Regions from separate parts of the Homo sapiens genome. Here region 2 is linked to region 1. Evidence: chromatin contacts called from ENCODE Hi-C or POLR2A ChIA-PET data. All regions are on one chromosome and are shown on one strand. The core of a region is the stretch at or near the end of the contact, and the rest is flanking DNA. Distances in the headings are between cores, read along the strand shown.

Region 1 (6,582 bases), core at 2,181-4,680:
AAAAGAAAAGAAAAAGGTGAAATCACTGTGCCTTTTTTTTTTTTCCTGATATTCCTGAAGGAAAGCTGAATGAAGAGGGTTGAGACTGGTGAGCATGTGCGCAGGCATGGAAGCTGCCGGGAAAGGAGATGCTCATGCAGTGGACTCCGAGGAGCAAGGATGAGCACCCTTGACCACAACAAATGGGCAGAGGGAGAGGAGCCCCTCCTCTGGGAAGGGGACAAGCCGCAGGGTCAGAGGGGAAGGGCAGAGCCACACTGGGTCACCAGCAGGGCAGAGTGGGGAGAGGGAGGAGCCACGGAAACGGGCCAGGCCCCCAGGGGGAAGCGTGAGCCTCTGCCAAGCAGGGCTGGCCGGAGCTTGGGGCCCGCAGCTCCCCTGGGGTCAGCAAGGCTGTGGTCACTGTGCTGGGCAGCGTGACTCAAAGGGAGGCCAGGCTCCTCCACCTGCCAGCCTTTGGCCCTGATAATCCATTTTAAACTGCAGGTCCCAGTTCCTTAGTGGGTCACAAACAGCACTTTCAAAGGTGAACTGAATAGAAGAGAAAATAGCAATGTGCGCTGCACACAGTGGAACCTGCTCTGCATATGTCCCTGTCAAGAGGCAATGCACAGAAAGTACCAGAACGCTCCTCTTCCCACTGTGAGGTGATGCATGGAATGAGGGGATGGCTCAGTTTACTCTAGATAGAAATAGGAAAATATTAAATCACTCAAAATAATAAAGTATAAAGATTTTAAAAGTTCATTTGGGTTTCAAATAGTGCAGATTTAGCAGTAATTATGTGGTATATGAACACCTTGCTAATAAATCTTTTGATAGATATTTAAATTATATGGGAGGAATATTCATCAGGAAAGCAGAAAAATAACATGGCAACAACGTAAAGGCCTTGATTAGAATTACTTCAGAATAGCACTTATATCATTTATGTGGGTCCTAATGAAAACAGAGCCTAAAGACTACATCAGGAAAGAAAGGCAGAGCTCTCCATCTGGGGGTGCAAGTCAGTGCCCTGAAGAAAATTTTATAAGACTCTCCAGGAAATAACAACTTACGAGTGGCTGGGGTTCTGGAAAACAGAATAGAACACTTCCTATTAGAACTCAAAAGGTAAGTAATAAATAGCTCTTTCACCTTTTGTTGGGTACATTCAAAGGGATTATTTATTTATTTATTTATTTTTTTGAGACAGAGTCTCACTCTGTCGCCCAGACTACAGTGCAGTGGCACAATCTTGGCTCACTACAACCTCTGCCTGCCAGTTCAAGTGATTGTCCTGCCTCGGTCTCCTGAGTAGCTGGGATTACAGGCGTGCGCCACCACACCTGGCTAATTTTTCTCTTTTTAGTAGAGACGGGGGTTTCACCTTGTTGGTCAGGCTGGTCTCGAACTCCTGAACTTATGATCCACCCGCCTCAGCCTCCCAAAGTGCTGGGATTACAGGTGTGAGCCACCGTGCCTGGCCAGGATTTGTTAAATTGATGCATGGAATAGGTTTAAAATTTGTAACTCTTATTTCTGCTGACTGTAGGAATAAAATAATTTGCCACTTGGGCTGGACGCAGTGGCTCATGCCTGTAATTCCAGCACTTTGGGAGACCAAGGTGAATGGATCACTTGAGGCCAGGAGTTCAAGACCAGCCTGGCCACCATGGCAGAGCCCCATCTCTACTAAAAATACAAAAATTAGCCAGGTATGGTGGTTGTACATCTGTAATCCCAGCTACTCAGGAGGCTGAGGCATGAGCATTGCTTGAATCAGGGAGGTGGAGGTTGCAGTGGGCCAAGATGACGCCACTGCACTCCAGCCTGGATGACAGAGTGAGATTCTGTCTCGGGGAAAAAAAAAAATTGCCACTTGTGGAGGACACAGCTATTTGGGGCCACACAATACTTTCTTTTCCATTTTGTTTAGAAAATGGCACTCGGATCTTCATGACGGTGCCCACCACCCCCCTCCTTTAAGCCAACCAGCAGACTTCATCGTCAGGCCGTGGAGACACAGGGAGACACTTGCCAAGGCATCTGTGAGACGCACTTCTTCATCCTTCTGTGAAGCTGCATGAGGCGCTCTGCATCCCCACTGGAGAGAAACCCAGCAAGCACCGCCCAGGCCTGCTGGGACCCGTGGGGAGGCTATGCAAGAAAGAGGCTGAGGAAAGGGCAGAGAGAAGCTGGGTGTGCCCATATAATGTAGGCTGCCAGATCAGACCTTGCCTGAAGCTAGCCCTTCTTCGGCCTTCTAGGTCAGGTAAGCTGAGACATACCCTTAATTGTTTAGGTCAGCTGAGTTTGGTTTTGTGTGATCTGCAACTGAAAGTCTGCCTGAACACATGGATTGTGGTATTTTAACCTCCAGTTTAGACATGTGGGGAAAGCACTTGGTCAGTGTGGCATTCACAGCTGGTGGATTCAGAGCCCAGCTGCTCTCCCCTCTCTGTCCTTCTCCTTCCACTCACACTTCTGCTTCCCAAGGTGGTGTCTGGGGTGGTGGATGATGCTGGGAGCCTACATACCCCCCGGCACCTGAAGAGAGGGTCCTGTGTCCCCAGCTGTGGCCACCCTGTCCTTGTGGGCCTCGGCTGCCCATGTCCTTGCCCTGTCTGCTCTGTTGGTGAAGTGTTCATGAAGGACTGCGGTGCGTTCTGTGCTCTCAGCACGGCCAGCATCTGGCATATGTCCTCTGCCAACTGGGCCCTGGTGCTGGCTCTGGCGACACTGTTACCTCCTGAAGCTCAATGGCACCCTCCCTGTGCACCTGGCTTTTGGCTGTCCATCTCACAGCTCTCCTCCATGAACCAGTGAGAACCCAGAAAACATGGGCAGCCTTGGTTTCCATACCAGGGGAGTGCAGGACCCCAGGACCACAGGAGCTTCCAGCCCCCTCTCAGGCTCCTTGGAGAGCTCGGCCCCCTCGGCATGGCACTCCTGGAGACTGCGACCCAGCCTGTGGGGCGCTGGCATTCCCCTCCTCTGGCTTTCCACCCACGCTCTGAGTTTCTAACCCAGAGGGGCCAGAGGAAGTCAGAGCCTTTCAAAGACTCTTTCAAAGTGTGCTCAGCTCTTGGTTCTGCTCTCATGCTCTCCCCCTCAGCACCTCTTCCAAGCCAAGGAGGTACCCTCTCCCTCCTGTGAAGTGGGTCTCTTGCATCCTCTCTACTCAATGGCTTCCTTTATAATGTTAAACTCTAAAAATACAAGGCTTTGAGTCTTGATATTTAAAAGGAAGCTTCTGAAATTCAAAAATTAACAAAACAAAACACTTTTTGATCTCTCATGCCGATACTTTTCTTGTTTCTGCTGTGCCCTTTCACAAGTTCTAGTTGAAAGCCAGAGCTGAACACTGATTCCTTTATTCTCAGCTGTAACTCCCTCTCCCTCTGAAGTAATAGAGGCCTCAGCCCTACTGGGCAGGCAGTCTCTAAGTAGCAAGAGGTGCTGGGAACAAAATATGCACTGGAGGGTTTCTCAAAACTACCCCTGTGCTATCAAGTATTTTGTTCGATTAAAGCTGCCAATAAGGAGACTTCTGCTTCCAGGAAGGTTGTGTAAACACGTTCCCTATCCCTGTCCCAAGATACAACTAAAACCCTGGGCAAGTGTAAGAGACTCGGAAAGGTGGAGAAAATACGGCAGACTGGCTAGGGACCGTGGGACCCAAAGAATCTCACAGAGGTGAGTCCCAGGTTTCTTTTTGCCTAATGTGTCCCAGACAAGCCAGTAGCCTGGAAATGCCAATAACCACAGACAAAAACAACAACAAAACAAAACAAAAAAACAAAACCTAACAAAAGCCTGCTCTCATTAGCCAAAGGACCAGGAAAAGGACAGCCTAGCGAGAAAGAAAACCTTTAGACAATAACTATACTACTCCAGCCAAACACCACACAAAAACCCGTGATTGTGGTTTTTTTTTAATCCCCCACCCCCACCTCCGCCATCCTTGATACCCAGCCAAGATTTTTTTGGTAATTTTCCATCTACTGAACCCTCACCCCCTCTGTTGGTTATAAATCTCCAGCTGCCAGTGTGGTATTTGGAGTTGAGTTCAATCTCTCTCCCCTGTTGCTATAATCTTAAATAAACTCTCCCTTACACGTTTAACTCTGATGCAATTTTTTTTTGGACAAACTATAACATGTCAAAATGTATGGGTTAAAGATAGAGCAGTGCTGAGAGGAAAATTTATAGCACTAAAAATGCATACATGAGAAAAAAGAAAAAGTCTCAAAGCAATAATCTAGGCTTATACCTAAAAAGCCTAGAAAAAGAAAAGCAAAATAAACCCAAATCAAGCAGAAAAAGGAAATAATATGGAAATCGATAAATTGAAAATAGAAAAATAGTAGAGAAAATCAATGAAAAGATCAATAAAATTGACAAAACTCTCAGTAGATTGACAAAGAAAAAACAGAGAAGACACAAATTATGAATATCAGAAATGAAACCAGGAATATCACTACAGACCCTAAGACATCAAAAGGATAAGGAAATGTTATGAAAAATCACACGCACGTAAATTTCACAACTTAGACAAAATGGACCAATTCTTCAAAAAGCAAAAACAACTGAAATTCACCAAATATGAAAGAGATAATGTGAGCAACTGTATAACTATTAAGGAACTTGAACTCATAATTTTAAAACTCCCCAAAAATAAATATCTAGGCCTAGATGATTTCATTAGAGGATTCTATCAAATATTTAAAGGAGAATTAACACCAATTCCACGATATCTCCCAAAAAGCACAAGAGGAAGGAACACTTCCCAATTCATTTTATGAAACTAGTAGTACCCTGAAACAAAAACCAGATGAAGACAGATTAATATCCCTCATAAACATACACACAAAATCCTTTAATAAATATTAGCATATAGAATTCAGTAATATATTTAAAAATATATGATCCAACAGTTGACTTGTGCACACTTATCCCAGAAAAATAAAGACAAGTACACACAAAAACCTGTATATGAATGTCTTTGGCAACCTTATCTTAATAACCCAAAACTGGAAACAACCCAGATGTCCTTCAAAACTGAAGTGCAACTTATACCCAGCAACTTCAGGTGGTAATACATTGCCCATGGGAACTTAATATATTGTCTTCAAAATATCATATATTTTAAATATATGATTTAAATATATGATTTTGAACAACCAATAACTTTCCTTAAAGTTGTAAAAAGGGTCTTCTATAAAATACATATTCACTGTTAAAAATTTGTTCTTTTTTTTTTTTTTTTTTTGAGATGGAGTCTCACTCTATCACCCAGACTGGAGTGCAGTGGCGTGAACTCGGCTCACCACAACCTCCACCTCCTGGGTTCAAATGATTCTCCTGCCTCAGCCTCCCACGTAGCTGGGACTACAGGCACGTGCCACCATGCCCAGCTAATTTTTGTATTTTTAGTAGAGATGGGGTTTCACTGTGTTGGCCAGGCTGGTCTTGAACTCCTGACCTTGTGATCTGCCTGCCTCAGCCTCCCCAAGTGCCGGGATTACAGGTGTGAGCCACCGCCCCTGGTCCTAAAAATATTCTTAAGAAGACTCTTTTCTTAACTAGAAGAATTCATTCATTGTATTCATCAAAATCCTGCCACGTGCCAGCTATTATGAAAAATGCTAGTTCTTCAAACACATAACCTACAAATAATTAATATTTAAATAATATATACACTACTGGAGGAAATTCCGTTACCTAGTGAATATAGGCTGTAAGAATGAATGCTACATATTTTTCCTTAAAAATTGCTCCCCCACACCCCAATAATCCGTTAGCTGTATTTAGCACTCGATAACTAAGATGTAAGTCCCTGGTTTTACTCTTTCCTTCAATAACATTTAGCGATTACCTATCAACTGGTAGACACTGTGCTTGTTTCTTGGAATAAAATATTGAAAAAATTCAAGGAGCCTACAGTAGAGGGAAGGCAATCCCTAGCAACGGAACGATGACCACGTTAGGTAGTCGACACTCTGGGAATACACATCTGTAATGAAACTATTGGAAGTTAAAAGAGTGGTAAGAATATGGAAATAGACCAAAGGCACAGAATTGAGAGCCTAGAAACAGACCTATGCATTTGTCAAAATTCACAAATGACAGAGGCATTACAAATTACTGTAGTTCTTACAATAACAATAGCTATAACAAACAGTTACCCAAATGGAAAAATAATCAGATCGCTACCTTAGACCTAAATAAAAACAAATTCCAAGGGAATTAAAGACTCAATGTAAAAAGTAACTTTATTAAGAGAGAATTTGCTATCATAGAACACATTATAGGCGAAAAAAAAAGAGAATTTGAGGATCTTTATGATCTCCAAGTAAGATAGGGTTCCTTAAATGAGACACAGAGAGGTACAAACCTTAAAGGAAAAGACCACAAATTTGACAATATTTTTTAAAAATCTGTAAATCAAAGACATAGAATCCAATCTGAGAAAAACAAACCAACCACAGACTGGGAGAAGATAATTATATAAGGGCACAAAAGACTAGTATTCATAATACATAAAGAACTTTTACAAATTAATAAGAAAAAGACAAACCACTAAACTGAAAATGGGCA
Region 2 (6,582 bases), core at 1,881-4,380, 360 kb after region 1:
TTGAATAAATTTTGCTTTTAAGAGAAGTTACTATTTATTTCTAATTAGATGGGGAGGAAAGTCTTTGAAGAGGAACCTCTACTTTACTTTTTACATAAGCAACCTGGTGGCTGCTGGGGAAACCCTTAAAACACTGGGCAGTAGAACTCCACTGAGGTTAGTGTCAGCTCCCTTGAGGCCAAGAGCAGCTGCTCACTTGGGAGTTTTGGCTGCTGTCGCTTGGCCTCTGGGCCCTCCTGGGGCTGGTTCTGTGCTCCTTAGTCCGTGGGAAGTTACTAGACCCAGCTTCATTTCCAAAACATCTCAAGCTGCCATTTGATAAGAGTAGCATTGGAACACAGAATCAGGCTTATCCCTGTTGCCTAGCGAGGGCTTGGCTGGATGGTGGGTGTTCCTGGATCTTGTATGAATCTCTCCTGCAATATCTGGTCCTTTCAGAGTTTCCTGGGACAGATTGACCCTAGTAAGGCTAAGGAATTGGGATAGTAGTAGCATCTTCCGTCTCTGCGCAGTACTTTACATACATGATCTCATTTAGACCTTATAACAGCTCTGCAAGGCTGGTACTGGTGAGGAACTTGAGACTTAGTAGTGCAGTACTTGTCCCAGGTTGTCCAGTGCAAAGGATAGCAGGACAGGGCACAGGGAGAAGAGCACGGAAACACCAGTGGGAATACAAGGTGACAGGCTCTGTTGGGAAGCTCTTTTTTTTTTGGGGGGGGGTGAGATGGAGATTTACTCTTGTTGCCCAGGCTGGAGTGCAATGGCACAATCTCGGCTCACCGCATCCTCCACCTCCCAGGTTCAAGTGATTCTCCTGCCTCAGCCTCCCGAGTAGCTGGGATTACAGGCATGTGCCACCACGCCCAGCTAATTTTGTATTTTTAGTAGAGACGGGTTTCACCGTGTTGCCCAGGCTGATCTTGAACTCCTGACCTCTGGTGATCCGCCTGCCTCTGCCTCCCAAAGTGCTGGGATTACAGGCCTGAGCCACTGCGCCTGGCCAGCTCTGTCTCTTGATTAAGGTGGAGGATATTCTCAGCTTGTCTTTTGGGACCAGGCAGACCAGAAATGCTGGAGCATATTGGCAAACCAGCAGCCTAAGGATTTGGAAGAAAGGCTGGTCAGAGTGTCAGTTGCTTATCAACCAGCTGAGAGCCTGAACTTTCCGGAAGACATGGCTCTTGGGTAGCCACTGGGAACAGGCTTAAAACAGCTTTGGTTCTTTGAGTTCTTTGTGGGGAGTGATTGTCTGGTGTGAATCACAGTTGATAGTGCCCTGAAAGGTTCAAGGCCACATTTCCCAGGGGAAGATAAGCTTTCCACAATGTATAGAAACTCAGAAAACTCCAAGTTCTTTATGCTAAGAAACAAAAAGGGCTCAGAAAGGCTGAACACAAAGTCAAGGAAGAGAAATTGATAACTTTTGGTTAAAGGGAAGAGTTTCCAGCCTTTTGGCCAGGGCATCCACTACCAAGTCCAAATCCTGACTTGGCCTCAAGCTTTTGTAAAGGGATGCATCGTGTCCCTTTTGACCTGCTGATAGTTTTTTTGAGATGGAGTCTCACACTGTCACCCGGGCTAGAGTACAGTGACGCGATCTCGCCTCACTGCAACCTCTGCCTCCCAGGTTCAAGTGATTCTCCTGCCTCAGCCTCTGGAGTAGCTGGGATTACAGGTGCCTGCCACCACGCCCAGCTAACTTTTGTATTTTCAGTAGTGATGAGGCTTCACCATGTTGGCCAGGCTGACCTTGAACTCCTCACCTCATGATTCGCCCACCTCAGCCTCCGAAAGTGCTGGGATTACAGGTGTGAGCCACCATGCCCAGCCGACCTGCTGATAGTTTGATAAAACAGAAGTTTTACTTTCTGGAATTTCTACTCATTTTATGTTTTGGATGGTTTCTCTCTCCGTAAGCATTCAGTATTCTTGAATCTCAAGTTTTGAAAGGAGCCCTAACTTCAAGTCTACTCGCTGGCTTCTTAATGAAGTGAACCATTTCTATTGCCCATTTAGTTCTTCCTGAAACCCTGACATTCTGGTGTTCATGTGACTCTTCTTTCCCCCTTGCTACTCAGAGAAAGCGTCGTGGTGGAGCAATAAATTCTAGACAAGCTCAGAAGCGAACTCGGGAAGCAACCTCCACCCCCGAGATCTCCTTGGAAGCAGAACCCATAGAACTCGTGGAAACTGGTAAGATTGCCAGGGACACTACAACTGTGGGGTGTTAAAGTGGAGAGAGAACACTGTACCAGGGTGAGCTAGTAGAAGGTGCTTTCAGTGTCTTTAGAAGGCCTATGCAGTCTCACACTCACCATGTACAACTCAAAGCTTCACAGATTCTGAAATAGCTTCTCAACTGGGCTAACTGTTCAACTCTGGTAATGTGCAGCAGTGGGGTAGGATCCATTTAAAAAAAAATCTAGCGCAAATGAGATAGCCCACCTTTTCTATCTGAAACTGCATCCCCAATTGCTGGACCTTGTAAAGTACTTCGCTTTCCTCTTCTGTTTTTCATTAGGACATGAAATCACCCAAGAAGGCAAACTTGTCCACAGAGCTCCCTGTGTTGGAGCTTGGTATAGGCAGAGGCCAGATTGGATTTCCCCTTCTGCCTGCTCAAGAAGTGGTTGATGGCTGGCCTAAGTCCCTTTGCTCTGCATATATTGTTTTTATAACTAGGATACCTGCAAACTGGCATTTTATTTTTACTTATTTATTTTTGAGATAGAGTCTTGCTCTGTCGCCCAAGCTAGAGTGTAGTGGTGCAGTCTCGGCTCACTGCAAGCTCCACATCCTGGGTTCACGCCATTCTCCTGCCTCAGCCTCCCAAGTAGCTGGGACTATAGGCACCCGCCACCACACCCGGCTAATTTTTTGTATTTTTAATAGAGACAGGGTTTCACCATGTTAGCCAGGATGGTCTCGATCTCCTGACCTTGTGATCCACCCGTCTCGGCCTCCCAAAGTGCTGGTATTACAGGCGTGAGCCACTGCACCCGGCCATGCAAACTCGCGTTTTAAACAGAAGAAACTTAGTGCAAGATAAATTTCATGGGCCCCCCAGGAGAAATGAAGTTCTCTATATGGTCTCTGAGTTTCACTTCTACAAATGAGTTCTTGAAAGCCTTGACTTGAGGCTAGGATCCTGGCTCTAGACCAAAAAGGAACGAACTGCTTTCCGTCATGGCACTTGTCATCCTCTAGGCAGTCTTACCCCTGTGTGTACTTAGGGCTGCCCATTAGAGCACTGTTTTGTTTTTGTTTCTGTTTGAGGCAGAGTTTCGTTCTGTCAGCCAGGTTGGAGTGCAATCGCGTGATCTCGGCTCACTGCAACCTCTGCCTCCCAGGTTTAAGCAAGTCTCCTGCCTCAGCTTCCCAAGTAGCTGGGATCATAGGCGCCCACCACCACACCCGGCTAAATTTTTTTTGTATTTTTAGTAGAGACGGGGTTTCACCATGTCAGTCAGGCTGATCTCGAACTCCTGACCTCAGATTATCCACCTGCCTTGGCCTCCCAAAGTGCTGGGATTACAGGCCTGAGCCACCCGCCTGGCCTAGAGCACTGTTTTTGTAAGAGCCCAGAATTGTGTTCACCAGAAAGAGAATGGTTCAATAAATTGTTGTATATCAGTATATGGACTGTTGGACAGCCCTTCTTTTTAATAAAGAATGCAATAATTTTATATAAATTATATTGTATATGTAAGATTATCACGGTTTTTATTCTTGTGAAACTTTATGATACAAGAAAATAAAACAGGCCAGCCAGATTGCTTGAGCCCAGGAGTACCAGACCAGCCTGGACAACATAGTGAGACCCTGTCTCTATAAATAAAAAAATTAGCCAAGTGTGGGAGGCTGAGGTAGGAGGATCACTTGAGCCTGGAACATTGAGGCTGCAGTGAGCCGTGATCGTGCCACTGCACTCTAGCCTGGGCAACAGCAAGACCCCACCTAAAAAATAAATAAAAGAAGTTACGTTGGGTTGGGCGCCATGGCTGGCTCCTATAATCCCAGCACTTTGGGAGGCCGAGGCGTGCAGATCACCTGAGGTCAGGAGTTCAAGACCAGCCTGGCCAACATGGCGAAACCCCATCTCTACTAAAAATGCAAAAATTAGACGGGCGTGGTGGCGGGCGCCTGTAATCCCAGCTACTTGGGAGGTTGATGCAGGAGAATCACTTGCACCTGGGAGGCAGAGGTTGCAGTGAGCCGAGATCGTGCCACTGCACTCCTGCCTGGACGACAGAGCGAGACTCTGTCTCAAAAAAAAAAAGTTAAATGCATTACAAGACACTTTCCCCAAATATTAGACCAATACTGTTTCTTAAAAAACTTCATTTAGTGTTTTGTTGTTGTTGTTGTTTGTTTGTTTTTGAGATGGAGTTTTGCTCTTGTTGCCCAGGCTGGGGTGCAGTGGCGTGATCTTTGCATCCCGGGGTTCAAGCAATTCTCCTGCCTCAGCCTCCCGAGTAGCTGGGATTACAGGCATGTGCCACCACACCTCGCTAATTTTGTATTTTTAGTAGAAACGGAGTTTCTCCATGTTGGTCAGGCTGGTCTCGAACTCTCAACCTCAGGTGATCCGCCCACCTCAGCCTCCCAAAGTGCTGGGATTACAGGTGTGAACCACTGTGCCTGGCCCATTCCGTGCTTTTTAATATTAATATTAATAGTAATCAGAAATAAAAATGGTTGTGCGTCATTTTTTACTTTATATAAATGGAAGTTGTACGTTAACTGTTTGGTCCATGTCCTTCTCACCTTTATCCTGTGCACATGTAGACATCACAGTATACCCTAAGGGCTGAAAGGCAAGCTTCACAACAGATGCAACCCATTTTGTATGTTGAGGTTCTAGCTATCAGTATATATCACTGTTATTCTCCATCCAACTAGGGAGACAAACTTGAGAGATAAATGGAAATTAAAAGTTTGTCCTTGGCCGGGCACGGTGGCTCACGCCTGTAATCCCAACACTTTGGAAGACTGAAGTGGGTGGATCACAAGGTCAGGAGTTCAAGACCAGCCTGGCCAAGATGGTGAAACCCCATCTCTACTAAAAATACAAACAAAATTAGCCAGGCATGCTGCCAGGCGCCTGTAATCCCAACTACTCGGGAGGCTGAGACAGAGAATTGCTTGAACCCAGGAGGCGGAGGTTGCAGTGAGCCAAGATCGCACCACTGCACTCCAGCCTTGGCGACAGAGCGAGACTCTGTCTCAAAAAAAAAAAAAAAAAAAAAGAATTTGCCCTAGATTAACCGATGAAGTTACTAAGCTAAGCCTGACTTTTGGTCCTTGGGCCAAGTGAGAGTGGTCAGCTTCACCTGCTGGGAGGAGCAGAGGTTTCAGGCTAGTCCATCCCAAAGAGAAAGGCCTGGGGCTGGGCATGCATGGTGCGTTCTCCCAGATGGGGCACAGAGGCATAGCCGTGTGGAAGTGGGATGCCGTGGAATAGAGGTATGCACATGCGCACACATACATAACCCCCCAGGTACATTTGTAAAAACCATACCTCCCCACTCAGAGCAGAATTCTGGAAGGGTGGTTACTGGCTTTCCCTCCTGAGGGAGGTGTTGGTCCTGGTGCTCTTTGCAGTGTATACTTCAGGATTGTTTTAGTTTGGGGTAAGCCTATAACATTAGCAGTCATACTAAAGTGTAGAGGGATACAACCTTACTTTCCTCTTAATCTTAATGCTTGTTGAAATACTTTCTTTTGAAGCTGGAGATGAAATTGTGGACCTCACTTGTGAATCTTTAGAGCCTGTGGTGGTTGATCTGACTCACAATGACTCTGTTGTGGTAAGTGTTGGAGTGTGAGAGTCGGCTGTTTCTTGGGTATGGGTCCCTGGCCAGTGCCAGCATCTGACAGCCTTGGTCACAGACTCCAAGTCAAGGTTACAGCTTATGCTAAAGAAGTTCATGCATCTTGTGGAATTGAGCTTTTAGAAAGAAAATAAACAGTAACAATAATAATAACAAAGAAGTTCATGCATTCAGTGACGAGAGCCCAAAATGAAAAATGTTTCTGGAAAATCATTTGTTATAGCCTTGTCGCCTATGGAGTAGGTCTGTGTAACCTGACCTTGCCACACCTGGGCACAAAAGTGGTTTGGGGAGAATCTCAAGACCCCCACATCTGTCTTCAGTCCCTGATTCCACAGTTTACACCAGCTGTGTGACCTTGGGCATGTGACTTAGCCTCATTCACTTTCCATGAAATGGGGACAGGTCACTCATGTCAGCAGGGCATGGTGTAAGACATCTTACAACAGATGCCGTGTTTGAGTGCCTGACACCTAGAATGGTGCCCAGTCACTGTGAGTGTATGCCCTCCCAACTGAAAGGAAAGGGAACGTTGGCTCAGCACTGCCCATGGGAAATCTCTCAAGTTCCAAAAGTGCCTGCTACTTAGCATGGCCTCAGGGGATGCAGGCTCCCTGCATTGCCACCTGATGCCTGCTGCGTCCTGATGCCAGGGAGGCTGGAGCCCAGGAGGCTGCCTGTGTCCCTGTCTCATGGCACCGGTTACAGACTGCAGGGGACGTGTGTATACGTGTCCTGCCTGCCA

Evidence for each region. Hi-C counts contacts between places; a loop is a spot of excess contacts on that map. ChIA-PET counts read pairs that join two places held with the same protein, here RNA polymerase II (POLR2A). Pooled maps may share reads with other maps.
Region 2: a loop to region 1 is called in a pooled map, with 2.9 times the contacts of the local background. The contact joins two enhancer-like sites. A Hi-C loop is called at or near these places in 1 of 50 pooled maps. POLR2A ChIA-PET finds 5 or more read pairs at or near these places in 2 of 52 experiments (K562 and activated CD4-positive, alpha-beta T cell).

What each region holds. Positions count from the first base shown.
Region 1 is chr4:2,138,909-2,145,490 of GRCh38, forward strand. The region is part of intron 16 of POLN (DNA polymerase nu); the gene reads right to left. Among named protein-coding and RNA genes, the nearest start is that of NAT8L, 83 kb to the left of the region's middle. RefSeq lists enhancers at 2,804-2,883, 3,139-3,660. Within about 2 kb of position 3,431, at least 3 of the 41 ENCODE cell types and tissues checked have a DNase peak (open chromatin) inside an H3K27ac peak, as active enhancers do.
Region 2 is chr4:2,494,926-2,501,507 of GRCh38, forward strand. RNF4 (ring finger protein 4) reads left to right here. Exons shown (of 8, transcript NM_002938.5): 3 at 2,082-2,196; 4 at 5,734-5,813. Among named protein-coding and RNA genes, the nearest start is that of RNF4, 29 kb to the left of the region's middle. Within about 2 kb of position 3,131, at least 2 of the 41 ENCODE cell types and tissues checked have a DNase peak (open chromatin) inside an H3K27ac peak, as active enhancers do.